Regions from separate parts of the Homo sapiens genome. Here region 2 is linked to region 1. A link is a loop called in an ENCODE intact Hi-C map of the cell type or tissue named here. Cell type or tissue: HCT116. All regions are shown on one strand.

Region 1 (8,000 bases):
TTTATGAACTGTAACGTGGTGAAGGTCTGCAGCTTCACTCCTGAGGCCAGCGAGACTACAAACCCACTGCGAGAGATGAACAACTGCGAACGGGAGGAACGAACAACTTCAGGCGCACTGCCTTAAGAGTTTTAACACTCACTGCAAAGGTCTGCAGCTTCACTCCTGAAGCCAGGGAGACCACGAACCCACCAGAAGGAAGAAACTCTGAACACGTCCGAACATCAGAAGGAATAAACTTTGGACACGTTATTTTTAAAAACTGTAACAGTCGCCGTGAGGGTCTGCAGCTTCATTCTTGAAGTCGGCAAGACCAAGAACCCACCAATTCTGGAACACAGTAAGACATCCCTGCCCAAAGCTAAACCTAACTCATCAAGGGAGGCATAGGAGACAAGACCCACTTGCCTTCCCTGGACCAACTGGTGCCAGCTCTGGTGAGAAACTGAGGCCTGTCTGCTGGGCCTCACTCAGGACCCAGTTAATGGGTGACTGGGTTTGAAGATTTCTAAGCTTGTTCCTGTTGTCTGTGAGTCACTGACCTGAAGGGCCTGGCCCCATGCACTGAACGGGGGCAGGAGTCAGTGTCACCCCCGCTGCCTCGGCCCCAGGACGGTGCTCCTGGTGGGAGACCCCGCCTGGGGAGGCGCAGGGCGGCTGGGAGAAATTCTGAGGACAAGGCCCGCGCTGCAGGAGCAGAGGGAGGAGCACAGGCCCCGGTCCCGCGCAGGCTCTGCTGTCCTCCCTGTGTGGTCGGGACGAGGCCCGGCTCAGAGCCGCCAAATTCACATCTGCAACCCAGGCCCCTGAGGGTGCAGGCTTGGACATCAGCAGCCAAGGCCCAGAGGCGTCCAGAACGAACACGTCCAAAGCCCAGCTCCTGCCCCCGCGGCCGGCTCCGGGACAGACTCCTCCCCAAATCTTCCTGCTCTCGGGAAATGGCAACTCTGTTCTTCCAGCTACTCAGCCCGAAAGCCCTGGAGTTGACCCTGACACCTCTTCTCTCACAGCCCGCACCCAGAGTGCCCGCACATCCTCTCCGCTCCATCTTCAGGATACATCAGAAAGTGTCCGTGTCTCACCGTGGGCGCCACGGCCGAGGTCCAAGCCCGCACCAGGTCCCCTCGCCCCTGCGCCTCCTCCGGAGGCTCCCTCCCATCACCCGGGTCCCTGCAGCCCCCGCTCCTCCCGGCCGCCAGAGGGCGCTTTGAACACTGCAGGCCACCGAGTCTCCCTTCTGCTCTGAGCCCTCCAGGGACTCCCAACCAGTGCAAAGGCCGGCGCCCTCCCAGTGGCTCCAGGCTCACCATCGGCTCCCCACCTCACTTCACCGCTGGCCCTGTTTCATCGTCCTCGCCCCATTCTTCCCTCCCTTCTGCGACCGTGGCCAGTATTAGAGCATTCCTGAGAAGAGAGATTTATTTTAAGGAACTGGCTCATTTGATGTTCAGGTGACAGGCAACTCTGAAATCCACAGGGCAGGCAGGTTGGCAGCCTGGAAATTCAGGAAGAGTTGATGTTGCATTTTCAAGCGCGAACGCTGGAAACTCAAGTCGAATTTCGATGTTGCGGTCTGGAGGCAGAAATCCTCCTTCCTCGGGAGACCGTAGTCATTATTCTTAAGGTCTTCAACCGAGTGGCCCGCCCACCATATAGAGGGTCATCTGCTTTACTCAAAGTCTACTAATTAAATGTTAATCACATTCCAAAGTTTGCCTTCGTAGCAACAGCTAGACTTGTTTGTCCAAACCATGGGCACCACAGCCTAGCCAAGACGACATAAAATTAGCATCACATGGTCCCTTTCCCCTTTCTTGAAGGCCGGTGTGGTCCAGCCTCCAGCCCTTATCCTCACTCCTCTTTGCGCAATATTCTGCTCCTACGCATGCGCATGAGTCTTAGCCTCCTAGCTGGCTGCCTCACCTCCTTTGGATTTTTCTGGATGTCGCCTCAGAGCAGCTGCCTCTGACAGCCCCATTTAGGTAGCAAGCCTTCCTCCACCAGCACTCCCAGTCCTCTTCCATGCTCTATTTTTGGCCATATTCGTTCATATTCATGGGGAAAAAAATACAAACTTTTCTTATTTTGTTGTCCATCTCCCTTTCTAGAATATAAGCTCCAACAGGTAAGCTCTGTACGAGTATGATTGCTACCCCAGTACCTAGAACAGTGGTACTAGAACAGGGTAGTTGCTTAAGAAATACTGGTTGAGTTAATAATAGCTTGAATTTAAGTACTTATTAAGGACCATACGCTGTTCTAAACACTTTTTGTGTTTTGTTTTGAGACGGAGTTTAGCCCTGTCGCCCAGGCTGGAGTGCAGTGGCGCGATCTCGGCTCACTGCAAGCTCACCTCCCGGGTTCATGCCATTCTCCTGCCTCAGCTGCCAGAGTAGCTGGGACTACAGGCGCCCGCTACCACGCCTGGCTAATTTTTTTGTATTTTTAGTAGAGACGAGGTTTCACCGTGTTAGCCAGGATGGTCTCGATCTCCTGACCTACTGATCCGCCCGCCTCGGCCTCCCAGAGTGCTGGGATTACAGGCGTGAGCCACTGCACTCAGCTGTTCTAAACACTTTTAATGTATCATTTCATTTTTGCAATAATTTTACAAGGTAAGTTCTAATATCCCCATACACAGATCAGACAATTGAGGCACAGATCACTTATGGTGCTAGCTAGTATGTGAAAGAGCCAGAATTTTAATCCAAATGGTCTGACTCCAGAGACTGAATTCTTAGCCACTCTGTTATGCTGCTTTCCATGAGTGAATGAATTTTTTTTTTTTTTTTTGAGACGGAGTCTTGTCCTGTTTCCCAGGCTAGAGTGCGGTGGCGCGATCTCCGCTCACTGCAAGCTCCAGCTCCCGGGTTCACGCCATTCTCCTGCCTCAGCCTCCCGAGTAGCTGGGACTACAGGCTCCAGCCACCACGCCCGGCTAATTTTTTGTATTTTTTAGTAGAGATGGGGTTTCACCATGTTAGCCAGGATGGTCTTGATATCCTGACCTCGTGATCCGCCTGCTTCGACTGCCCGAAGTGCTGGGATTACGGGCGTGAGCCACCGCGCCCGGCCAAATTTTTTTTAAAAAGAATGAAAGAAGAATAATTGATTTGTACCCACACCAGAAACCATGAAATTTGGAGTCAGAAAAACCTAGGTTAACATTCCAGATTTGCTGTGTACTGGAATATATGATTTGGACAACTTTCTTTTCTCTCTCTCTTTAATTTTTATTTTTTCACACAAGGTCTCACTCTGTTGCCCAGGATGGAGTGGGAGTGCAGTGGCATGATCTCGGCTCACTGCAGCCTTCACCTCCAGAGCTCAAGAGATCCTCCTGCCTCAGCCTCCTGAATAGCTGGGACTACAAGTGTGCGCGCCAGGAGGCCCAGCTAATTTTATTTTTTTGTAGAGATGGGGTCTCCCTATGTTGGCCAGGCTGGTCTCAAATTTCTGGGCTCAAGCAATCCTCCCACCTCGGCCTCCCAAAGTGCTAAGATTACAAGCATGAGCCACCACACCTGGCCTGAACAAGTTTCTTAGATTTTTTTTTTTTTTTTTTTTTTTTTTGAGACGGAGTCTTGTTCTGTGGCCCAGGCTGGAGTGCGTTGGTGCAATCTCGGCTCACTGCAACTTCCGCTTTCCCGGTTCACGCCATTCTCCTGCTTCAGCCTCCCGAGTAGCTGGGAGTACAGGCGCCTGCCACCATGCCTGGCTAATTTTTTGTGTGTTTTTAGTAGAGATGGGGTTTCACCATGTTAGCCAGGATGGTCTCGATCTTCTGACCTCGTGATCCGCCCACCTCGGCCTCCCAAAGTGCTGGGATTACAGGCATGAGCCACCGTGCCCGACCAAGTTTCTTAGATTCTTGAAGTCTGAAGTTCCTAAGGACAGAGAAGGGGGAAAAAAATCGACCTTTTTTTTTCTTTTTTTTTTTTTTTTCATTTGAGACGGAGTCTTGCTCTGTCGCCCAGGCTGGAGTGAAGGGGCGTGATCTCGGCTCACTGCAACCTCTGCCTCCCGGGTTCAAAACGTTCTCCGGTCTCGGTCTCCCGAGTAGCTGGGTATTACAGGTGCCCACCATCATGCCTGGGTAATTGTTGTATTTTTAATAGAGACGAGGTTTCGCCATGTTAGCCAGGCTGGTCTCAAACTCCTGAGCTCAGGTGATCTGCCCGCCTCGGCCTCCCAAAGTGGTGGGATTACAGGCATGAGTCACCACGCCCGGGCAAAAAAAAAAAAAAAAAATCTACCTTTTTTTTTTTTTTTTTTGAGACGGAGTCTCGCTCTGTCGCCCAGGCTGGAGTGCACTGGCTCGATCTCGGCTCACTGCAAGCTCCGCCTCCCGGGTTCACGCCATTCTCCTGCCTCAGCCTCCCAAGTAGCTGGGACTACAGGCGCCCGCCACTACGCCCGGCTAATTTTTTGTATTTTTAGTAGAGACGGGGTTTCACCGTTTTAGCCGGGATGGTCTCGATCTCCTGACCTCGTGATCCGCCCGCCTCGGCCTCCCAAAGTGCTGGGATTACAGGCAAAAATCTACCTTTTAATCCACCATACGTTAGCTTCTTTAAAGCCCTTTTGTCACACTGGATCCGGTTTTATAAGCCATTACTGCCCTCTAGTGGTCAGTTGGAATAACGGCATAACTGCTATGATAAATACAAACTCCCCAAATGGTGTCGCCCAAAGGCTAGTAGTTTCTACAGATAAAACAGCCCATCGTTTTTTAGTCTCCTGGATGCTGTTAGTCTTCAAGGACTAAGATCAGGGTTTCTCCAAAGGAGCCAGGGAGGATCATCCCATGTAGGCCCTTGTAGGAGAGAATGGCTCCAGGGGAATTACCCTGATGAAAAATACGTCACCCACACTTCCACACCCAAACAAATGAGCAAAGGATAACAGGCTTGTTGGGACTCACAGCTCAGTTGTCCAGACCTTCAAAGAATATATTCTCACTATGTGATTCATTTTATGTGTCAACTTGACTGAGTCATGGACTGCTCGGTTTATTTGGTCAAACATTGTGAGTGTATCTGTGAGGCTGTTTTTGGATGGGATTAACACTTGACTGAATAAAGCAAACTGCATGCCCCCATGTGGGTGGCCCTCATCCAGTCAGACCTGAATAGAACAAAAAGGCCACCCCTCCCTCAAGTAAGAGGCAATGTCTCCTGCCTGACCGTATGAGCTGGGACATGGGTCTTTTCCATTCTATAGATTTGAACTGAAACATTGGCTTTTCTTGGATCTCAAGCCAGTAGACTTTCAGACTGGAACACACATTGGCTCTCCTGGGTCTCCAGCTTGCTAACTGCAGATCTTGGGACTTCTCAACCTTCATAATCACATAAGCCAGTTTCTCATAATAAATAAATGGGTCCTGGCCGGGTGCAGTGGCTCACGCTTGTAATCCCAGCACTTTGGGAGGCCAAGGTGGGCGGATGACAAGGTCACGAGTTCAAGACCAGCCTGGGCAATATGATGAAACCCAGTCTCTACTAAAAATACAAAAATTAGCTGGGCCTGGTGGCAGGCGCCTGTAGTCCCAGCTACTCGGGAGGCTGAGGCAAGAGAATCGCTTGAACCCGGGAGGTGGAGATTGCAGTGAGCCAAGATTGTGCCACTGAACTCCAGCCTGGGCGACAGAGCGAGACTCCATCTCAAAAAAAAAATAAATAAATAAAAATAAGTCCTGTTGGTTCTGTTTCTCTGGAGAGCCCTAATACATTTTTTTTTTTTTCGAGACAGGCTCTTGCTCTGTCACCCAGGCTGGAGTCCAGTGGCGCTATCTCGGCTCACTGCAACCTCCGCCTCCCGGGATCAAGAGAATCTCGTGCCTCAGCTTCCAAAGTAGCTGGGACTAAAAGCATGTGCCATCACACCCAACTAATTTTTGTATTTTTGGTATTGATGGGGTTTCACCACGTTGGCCAGGCTGGTCTCAAATTCCTGACCTCAAATGATCTGCCCGCCTCGGCCTCCCAAAATGCTGGGATTACAGGCGTAAGCCACCACGCCGAGCCCTGACTAATACATTCTGTTTTATACAAACTGTTTTTACTGGGTGGAAAAGAAGGGAAAACTGCCTAACTTGTTTTGTAATACTAGTATGCCCTTGTCATCAGCCCACGACAGGGCAATTAAAGGTAAGAACATTTTAGAACAAGCTTAGTTACGGTTATAGATACAAACATCCTAAATAATAAAACAGAATCCATATGACATCTAAATTAGAAGCAAATATGTAGTAGAGTTTAGCCAAAAATGCAAGGATAGGTTAACAACAGGGAAAGAATTCCTGTTCTGAACCTTAATACATTAAAAGATAAAAAGTATATAATCACTTAAATAAATAATCATTTGATGAATTCATTCATTTTTCAAATCTTAGCAAATTAGGATTAGTAGGATAATACCTTAACCCTATAAAGGATATTTGCCAAATTCCTAAACATCAAATTCAACGGTGAAACTCTAGCATTCCCATAAAAGTTAAAAATATGAATGCCCTTTATTCAAAATTTGATGGGCATTTCTAGCTAATGTAATAAATATAATAGAAATCAGAGGCTTAGGAAGTAGGAAGAGGTAACACCATTCTTATATGCATGATTCATTTTCTATTTGGAAAATAAAAATCTACATGCAGAGCATTAGAATTGATAAGAGTATTTGACAGGTTAGTTGAATACAAGATCATCCCACACATTCTGACAGCACTCTTGTTAATTGCTTATTGGAGTAACAACAAATAAGAACATATTGTGTCCAGAGTCGGTTCCTTCTGGTGGGTTCTTGGTCTCACTGACTTCAAGAATGAAGCTGTGGACCTTCCCGGTGAGTGTTACAGCTCTTAAAGATGGCACGGGCCCAAAGAGTAAGCACCAGCGAGTTTTATTATGAAAAGTGAAAGAACAAAGCTTCCACAGCTTGGAAGGGGACCCAAGCCGGTTGTGGTGGCTGGCTGGGGTGGGGGGGGGTGGCCAGCTTTTATTCCCTTATTTGTCCCCACCCATGTCCTGCTGATGGGTTCATTTTACAGAGCACTGATTGGTCCATTTTACAGTGTGCTGATTGGCGCATTTTACAAACCTCTAGCTAGCCACAGAGCGCTGATTGGTGCATTTTTCAATCCTAGCTACAGAGTGCCAGTTGGTGCATTTTACAATTTTCTTGTAAGACAGAAAAGTTCTCCAAGTCCCCACCCAACCCAGAAGTCCAGGTGGCTTCACCTCTCAATGTGGCTGGGCTTGGAGGCTCACACCTGTAATCCCAACACTTTGGGAGGCTGAGGTGGGTGGATCACCGAGGTCAGGAGTTTGAGACCACCCTGGCCAACATAGAGAAACCCTGTCTCTGCTAAAAATACAAAAATTAGCCAGGTGTGGTGGTGCTTGCCTGTAATCCCAGCTACTCAGGAGGCTGAGGCAGGAGAATCGCCTGAACCCGGGCAGCGGAGGTTGCAGTGAGCCGAGATGGCTCCCCTGCACTCCAGCCTGGGGGACAGAGCAAGACTCCATCTCAAAAAAAAAAAAGCAAAAAAAAGCTGGGTGGGGTGGCTCACGCCTGTAATCCCAGCACTTTGGGAGGCCGAGGTGGGTGGATCACGAGGTCAAGAGATCAAGACCATCTTGGCCAACATGGTGAAACCCCGTTTCTACTAAAAATACAAAAATTAGGTGAGCGTTGTGGCACACACCTGTAGTCCCACCTACTCGGGAGGCTGAGGCAGCAGAATCACTTGTACCTGGAAGGCAGAGGTTGCAGTGAGCCGAGATCACACCACTGCACTCCAGCCTGGCGACAGAGTGAGAATCTGTCTCAAAAAAAAAAAAAAAGAAAGAATGTATTATTTATAATGCATTTCCAATAGCAACAAAAATTATAAGGCACCTAGGAATATACATGTAACATATTGATCTGCATTGATCAATATACAAAATATACATATAACAAAAGATGGCTAGATGTTTTCTCAGAAAACTATGAAACAT
Region 2 (8,000 bases), 370 kb before region 1:
AAGTGTTAGGTCAGGTCGCTCTTCCCCTCCTTGTAAAACCACCAGTCCCATCATAGAGGTCCCATCCTGATTATCTTATCTAATCCCAATTACCTCCTAAAGGCCCCATCTCCAATCAACATACAAATTTGGAGATTAAATTTCCAACATGTGAAATTTGGGGGACACATTCAAACCACAGCGACAGCCTTCTTGTGCTTAGAAACACTAGACAACACTTCAGCACTCTGTTTGGGGCAAGAAAAAGTATGAAAATGAAAAAACATGGCACTAAATAAACAACACCAAGTGAAAAAAAAGAAGGGCATCACTTTGCTCAGCCTCAGCTGGGAACATGCACATTAGACAACTTGAAATTTTTGCCACTCTGTGCATATCCATGAATGACCGTGAGTATTAATATGGGAGTTGGGAGTTAAGCTATGAGTACACAAAGGCATAAGAATAATCCAATGGACTTTGGAGACTCATGGGAAAGGGTGGGAGAGGAGTGAGGGATAAAAGCTACACATTGGATACTGTGTACACTGCTTGGATGATGGGTGCACAAAAATCTCAGAAATCACCACTAAAGAAATTATTCATGCAATCAAACACCATCTGTTCCCCAAAAACCTACTGAAATAAATAAAATAAAATAAAATAAATTAAAATAAAAGTTCAGGCCAGGCATGGTGGCTCATGCCTATAGTCCCAGCACTTTGGGAGGCTGAGGTGGGTGGATAACTTGAGGTCAGGAGTTCAAGACCAGCCTGGCCAATACAGTGAAACCCCGTCTCTACTAAAAACACAAAAATTATCCAGGCATGGTGGCAGGTGCCTGTAATCCCAGCTACTCGGGAGACTGAGGCAGAAGAATCGCTTGAACCCGGCAGGTGGAGGCTGCAGTGAGCTGAGATCACGCCACTGCACTCCAGCCTGGGTGACAGAGCAAGACTCCATCTCAAAAAAAAAAAAAAAAAAGTTCATAATAAAAAAATTAATTGTATTTCTATACACTAGCAATGAAAAAAATATGGGGGTCACAAATAAATGTTAGCAAGTAGACAAATTCATAAATATGGAATCTGTGAATAATGAAGGTTAACTGTGTTCTGCTCTAGGAGATCCTGGAGGAATCTTTGACTCAGGTTGGAAGCATCAAGAAAGACTCCCAAAGAGATAATACTTTAGCTATGTCCTGAAATACAGGGAGGTCCATGCAGGTGGCCCATGACCAAAAACTAAGTTATGTGGTTTGACAAAGAATTATTTCATTCTTATTCAGAAGCATTTTGTTGTTCTCATAAATGAGGTCACCTCTTTCACTGTATCTTCTAAGTCAACACTGAACAATAGAACTTTCTGCAATGATTGAAATGTTCTGATACAGCATATTCTATAATACAGTAACCAACAGTCACATGTGGTAATGAGACCTTAAAATGTGATTAGCGTGATTGAGGAATTGATTTTTAAATTTATTTGATTTCAATTATGTGGGATATGATGAGGTTTCTCTTCAAATAGCCTGATCAATCCTTTATTCTTTAATTTATAGTACCCCCCTACCCACCCCTTTTTTCTTTTTCTTTTTTTTTCTTCCTTTCTGCTTTTGTTACATGCCCAGACACGCCACAGTACCAGGCGTTATCAGTACCAGCTCACATTCCTTTCCTTATTTGGAAAGAAGACTAGCTCTCTCGCTTATTGCAGATACCCCTCTCCCTTTCCCCTCTCTCCCTTACATGCCCACCTTATGTAAAAAAAGTTCAAATGTTTAGCCAACCAGGATTAGTTTAGAGTGTACGACCCGATCCCAGCCAATGGGAAAAGGGTACAGGGGCAGGACTTGCGTCAGGAATAAAGGCTCTTGTGCTCCATTGTTCAGGTGTGCTCTCATGGCGACTGGCCAAGGAGAAGCACCCCTCTGCGCAGAAGTAAAATTGCTTTGCTAAGAATCCTGTGTTTGAGTGTTCAATTTCCTTAGGATTTTGAACATTATTCCCAACAATTCGTTTTAAATTTAAAATTAAATAGGCAATGTGGTGTGGTTATTACATTGAACAATGCAATTTAGCTTAATGCAGTTTGTATATATGAAGGGGATTGATTTTTGTGTAATAATTTTATACCCTTTTTCCTTACTGAGACTTCTCATCGTTTATAGTAGTTTTTCAGTTGATTCACTTGGGTTCTCTTGGAATACAAACATGTCATTGACAAATAAAGATAATTTTACCAGGCCGGGTGCAGTGGCTTACTCTTGTAATCCCATTTGGGGAGGCTAAAGGCAGGTGGATCCCTTGAGTCCAGGAGTTCAAGGCCAACCTGGGCAACATGGTGAAACCCTATTTTTAAAAAATGTATAAAAACAAAAATAAATAAAATAAAATTAAACATTTTACATATATCTTTCCAATTTTTATTTCTTTTTCTTGTCTAATTACATTATCTAATGCAATTTATATTGCTTGTTTATATTGGCCAATGAAATGTATAGTGGCTGGGCGTGGTGGCTCATACTTGTAATCCCAGCACTTTGGGAGGCCAAGGTGAGCAGATCACCTGAGGTCAGGAGTTCAAGACCAGCCTGACCAACATGGAGAAACCCCGTCTCTATTAAAACTACAAAATTAGCCAGGCATGGTGGCGCATGCCTATAATCCCAGCTACTTGGGAGGCTGAGGCAGGAGACTCGTTTGAACCCAGGAGGTGTAGGTTGCAGTGAGCAGAGATCGCTCGCCACTGCCCTCCAGCCTGGGCAACAAGAGCGAAACTCCATCTCAAAAAAAAAAAAAAGAAATGTTGTATAGTAGTAGTGGTGATAGTTTGTAGGCTTGTCCCTGACAGTGGAATTCCTAAGTGTGATTTCTTCCCTATTTATATGAAAATGTTGCAAACAAGTGGCAAATGAATTTTTTTGGCCTCCAAACTTGCTCATGTTTGCTGTGTTTAGAAGTCCTACTCATTGTTTCCCAAGATAGAAATCTAGGCATTGCCGGGCTCCATGGCTCACACCTGTAATCCCAACATTTTGGGAGGCTGAGGAGGAAGGATCGCTTGAGCCCAGGAGTTCGAGACCAGGCTTCGCCACATAGCAAGACCTTATCTCTACAAAAAATCAAAAAATGAGACAGGAGGATCGCTGAAGCTTGGGAGGTGGAGGCTGCAGTGAGCCATGATCGTGCCACTGCACTCCTGCCTGGGCGACAGTGAGATGTTCTCTTAAAAACGAACAAACAAAAAAGAAATATAGGCCAGGTGCAGTGGTTCATGCCTGTAATCCCAGCACTTTGGGAGGCCAAGGCGGGTGGATTACAAGGTCAAGAGATCAAGACCATCTTGGCCAAGATGGTGAAACCTCGTCTCTACTAAAAATACAAAAATTAGCTGAGCGTAGTGGCACTCGCTTGTAATCCCAGCTACTTGGGAGGCTGAGGCAGGAGAATCACTTGAACCCAGGAGGCGGAGGTTGCAGTGGGCCAAGATTGTGCCACTGCACTCCAGCCTGGCGACAGAGTGAGACTCCAGCTCAGAAAAGAAAAGAAAAGAAGAAAAGAAAAAGAAATATAGACATCACTTTCATACTCTCTCCCCCTCTCCCTCTCCATCTCAATTATATCCAGTCCTACCAGCTGCCAAATCAGTCCTTTTCTATCTCCACTGCCTCCACTCGTCTTGTACTCATCAATACCACTCATCCTTGGAACATTACATGAGAAGCCTCTTCATTCGTCTTCCAGCTTCCCTTCTCACCTTCTTCAATTCTTTCTCCTCAGAGCAGCTGATAGGTCTTTCCAAACTCTTCATCTATCATATGGCTTCCCTGCTTAAAATTCTTCAATGGCCTCCCTCTGCTCTTAGGATAAGGACCAAAATGCTTAACACAACCCACGAAGCCATGTTGTGGACCATCTGCCTCTGCCTTCATCCTCAGCCTCATCTTGCATCCCATTCCCTCAATCTTTGTGCTCCAGGCACACTGGCCTTTCTGTTCCTTGACTCCACCATGATCTCCCTGGCCTCTGGGCTTTAGCACATGCTGTTCCTTCTCCCTGAGATACTCTCTTTTTTTCTTTGAAACAGAATTTCACTCTTGTTGCCCAGGCTGGGGTGCAATGGCACGATCTCGGCTCGCCGCAACCTCCGCCTCCCAGGTTCAAGCAATTCTCCTGCCCAAGTAGCTGGGATTACAAGCATGCACCACCACGCCTGGCTAATTTTGTATTTTTTGTAGGATGGAGTTTCACCATGTTGGTCAGGCTGGTCTCGAACTCCTGACCTCAGGTAATCCACCTGCCTCGGCCTCCCAAAGTGCTGGGATTACAGGCTTGAGCAATTGTGCCTGGCCTCATTCACTACACTCTGGCCACACTGGTCTCCTTTCTGTCCTTCCGATATTCCAAGCTCTTTGGGGCCTTGGGGTCTGCGTTGTCTCCTCTACTTGCAATGCTTTCCCTCTAAGCTCTCTTCACATTTAGCTAATTCTCATCCTTCATGAGGATCACTTTCTTTTTCTTTCTTTTTTTAAATTTTTTTAATTTTTTATCTTTAGTAGAGATGAGGTCTCACTCTATTGCCTAGGCTGGTCTCGAACTCCTGAGCTCAAGTGATCCTTCCACCTCAGCCTCCCAAAGTGCTAGGATTACAGGCATGAGCCACTGTGTCCAGCCAAATGTTACTTTCTCAGGACATTCTTTCCTGAGCACTTGACTTAAAGTAGTTCCGTACCAGTTTCCTCCATCACATCACCTCGCTTCTTTCATGATGCTTATTACGATCTGAAATTATTTATTTGTCATTGATCTCCACTGAGAATGTAAGCTCTATTTTGTTCACCACTTTGTCCTCAGAGCCTAGTTGGTGTGTGGCATATAGTAGACTCATTGTAAATATCTGTTCGGATCAATGGAATCGATATTCCAAAACAATGTCAGATCTGGAATTTCCTCTTTGAAACGTGGAGGTGCTGCTCCTTTCTTCCAGCAGGTGGCGCCAAAGCTGCACCTGGTCCTTACCAGAGGTGTGGATGGGCTGTGAGGTTGGCAAGACAGGGCAGCAGGGCCGAGTGAAGAGGGAGAGACAGGGTTTGTTGTAGTAATGCTGGATCCAAGCATAGAGGAAGTCAATATGGCTCTTCTCCCAAGAATAAGTAGGTATGATCTGTCCAGAAGGGACCTAGAGTAGCCAATGACCCAACAGACATTGCTTCCCCTCTTCACCCGTCCCACCCCGAAAGAAGTCCCCAAGAATTCAACAGGGGATCTTGGAAGAGGAGAGCAATTTTCTGTGAGTGTGAAACTGGAGAGAAGCAAGGGTGTTCAAGTGTAAATCCCCTGGCCGGGCGCGGTGGCTCACGCCTGTAATCCCAGCACTTTGGGAGGCCGAGGCGGGCGGATCACGAGGTCAGGAGATCGAGACCATCCTGGCTAACACGGTGAAACCCCGTCTCTACTAAAAATACAATAAATTAGCCGGGCGCGTGGCGGGCGCCTGTAGTCCCAGCTACTCCGGAGGCGGAGGCAGGAGAATGGCGTGAACCCGGGAGGCGGAGCTTGCAGTGAGCCGAGATGGCGCCACTGCACTCCAGCCTGGGCCACAGAGCGAGACTCCGTCTCAAAAAAAAAAAAAAAAAGAAAAAGAAAGAAAAAATGAAAAGTCTAAATCCCCATAGGAAGTTTGGGGAAATTGTGACCTGGAGAGAGGTGTCACAGTGGGTCAGTGGGAGTTGGGTCTGATGCCCAGCCAAAGCCTGCTCTGGTCACAGCTCCCATTCACTCAGCTCCACGTGCCTGCCGCACCCCACCATGCCTGGCCCTCGGCTCAGTGTGGGAGACCACGATGAAAGAGACGATCCCTCTGAGATGTCCCAAAGGCAGAGGGGTAGGGACTGCTTCAGAGGGGCTTGCTGGAGTCAAGACACATTGGATGGGTGTCTGCCAGGTAGAGCTGCAGCAGGAGCTGCAAGACCAGGGTCACGCAGGTGGCCTGCAAAAAGAGCTGCATCTAGATCTGGGCCTGGGGAGGTCAGTAGGGTACTCAGACAGGAACTCACAGAAGGATTTCTAGGAAACTTTTTGTTTTGTTTGAGACAGGGTGTCCCTCTGTTCCCCAGGCTGGAGTGCAGTGGCACAATCATAGGTCACTGCAGCCTCAGATTCCTGGGCTCAAGAGACCCTCCTGCTTCAGCTGCCTGGGTAGCTGGAACTACAAGGTGCAAGCCACCACACCTGGCTAATTGTTTTTTGTTTTATAGAATCGGGGTCTTATTATGTTGCCCAGGCTGGTCTTGAACTCCTGGCCTCGTAATCCTCACACCTCAGCCTCCCCAGTAGCTGGGATTACAGGCAGAGCCACTACACCCAGTTTACAGAAATGTTTCTAAACAGGAGAGCTACTGAGTTATCTTGGATAGTTTGCAGAAAGAAGGTGAGGAGATCAAATTAAAGTCAAGGAGACAAGACAGGATGCTTGTCTATTCACCCAGGTAAGAGAGCATAATGCCTGAGAAGTAATTGTGGGGCTAAGAAAGAAACAAGCTTGAGTGGTTTGGAAAACTTTAATTTTTTTTTTTTTTTTTTTTCAGGCAGAGTCTTGCTCTGTTGCCCAGGCTGGAGTGCAATGGCATGGTCTCAGCTCTTTGCAACCTCCGCCTCCCAGGTTCAAGCCATTCTCCTGCCCTCAGCCTCCCAAGTAGCTGGGATTACAGGCATGTGCTACCACGCCTGGCTAGTTTTGTTTTTGTTTGTTGGTTTTTGGTTTGTTTCTGTTTTGAGACTGGTTCTCTCTGTCCCCCAGGCTGGAGTGCAATGGCGCGATCTCAGCTCACTGCAACTGCTGCCTCCTGGGTTCAAGCGATTCTCCTGCCTCCGCCTCCTGAGTAGCTGAGATTACAGGCATGCACCACCACACCTGGCTAATTTTTGTATTTTTAGTAGAGACGGGGTTTCACCATGTTGGCCAGGCTGGTCTCGAACTCCTGACCTCAGGTGATCTGCCCGCCTCGGCCTCCCAAAGTGCTGGGATTACAGGCGTGAGCCACTGCGCCCAGCTGAAAACTTTAATTTTTTTTTTTTTTTAAAGACAGGACTTGGTGGTTACTGGTTAGAGTGGAGGGAGAGAGGAGGTATAAGTGGGCTTCTATAAACATTATCTCAGAGTCTCTGAGCAGGCCAGCTCCAGAGGCCATAACAGACTCTAGGCTCCTGCCTTGCCCAGACAGCCTGACATGAGATGGCTGATACAAAGACAGTGTGTGACTTGCCTTGGTGTTGACAAAACCATTGGTTCACCTAACAGCCTTAAGTAGTGGTTAAGAGCCCAGGCACTATAGCCAACCTCGATTCAAGTATCAGCTCTTCCAGTGACTGTCCAATGACCTTGAGCAGGTTACTTAACTTTTCCCTGCGTCAGTTTCCTTATCTCTTAACGTGAGGATGACAATAATACCTTCCTCATAGGGAAGTTCTGACAACTATCTGAAGACTAACTGAATTCATACTTATTACACACATGTAACCATGCCTGTTAGTAACGCTTAATGTAATTTATCAAAGTAACCTGGCAGAACTTCATCAGTAAAAATGGTGGACCTCCCTCCCACCCAAAACGGAGCCCCACACTCAAGGTAAGAACCAAGCCAGAATAGCCTAAGAGCCTCTCTTGTCTGGGCCTCATTTATCTATTTATAAAATCAGGAGATTTGACTAGTAGCTCCTGATCCTGCCAGCTTTGCCTTCTTGTGATTTTGGGGGCTTGGCCTAAGTGTGAGACCCAGTGGTGTGTTAGGCAAGCTCCTACCAGCTTGTAAAAGCCAACTACTAAATGTTTAGGAAATGTTCAAATGAACAACCATGGATAACTTGAAATTGGCTATGGTGGGAGTTATTCATACCATGGAAGTTAGCCAAGTGCTCCCAACTAGGCCTTCCCCACCACCCTGTTCCCTACCGGAGGTGTTTGGTTTTTTTTTGTCACCAGTGCGTCTGTGGTAAAATCCTCCCTCATCTGATACACAC

What was found. Hi-C counts contacts between places; a loop is a spot of excess contacts. Peaks named below come from ENCODE experiments on the same cell type or tissue, not always from the same donor. Only the 100,000 strongest peaks of a DNase experiment are listed, where the experiment ranks them.
Region 2: a loop joins it to region 1, with 15 times the contacts of the local background. A loop is called at or near these places in 5 of 110 quality-filtered maps.

Annotation. Positions count from the first base shown.
Region 1 is chr1:39,602,988-39,610,987 of GRCh38, reverse strand. No RefSeq gene overlaps it. Among named protein-coding and RNA genes, the nearest start is that of PABPC4, 30 kb to the right of the region's middle. RefSeq lists an enhancer at 682-851. In HCT116, CTCF peaks have their summits at 1,181 (motif pointing right) and 4,639 (motif pointing left); DNase peaks (open chromatin) are centred at 1,227, 4,617 and 4,937; H3K4me3 peaks cover 1,531 bases; H3K27ac peaks cover 1,318 bases.
Region 2 is chr1:39,970,663-39,978,662 of GRCh38, reverse strand. No RefSeq gene overlaps it. Among named protein-coding and RNA genes, the nearest start is that of MFSD2A, 20 kb to the right of the region's middle. In HCT116, a CTCF peak has its summit at 4,965 (motif pointing right); a DNase peak (open chromatin) is centred at 4,992; H3K27ac peaks cover 346 bases.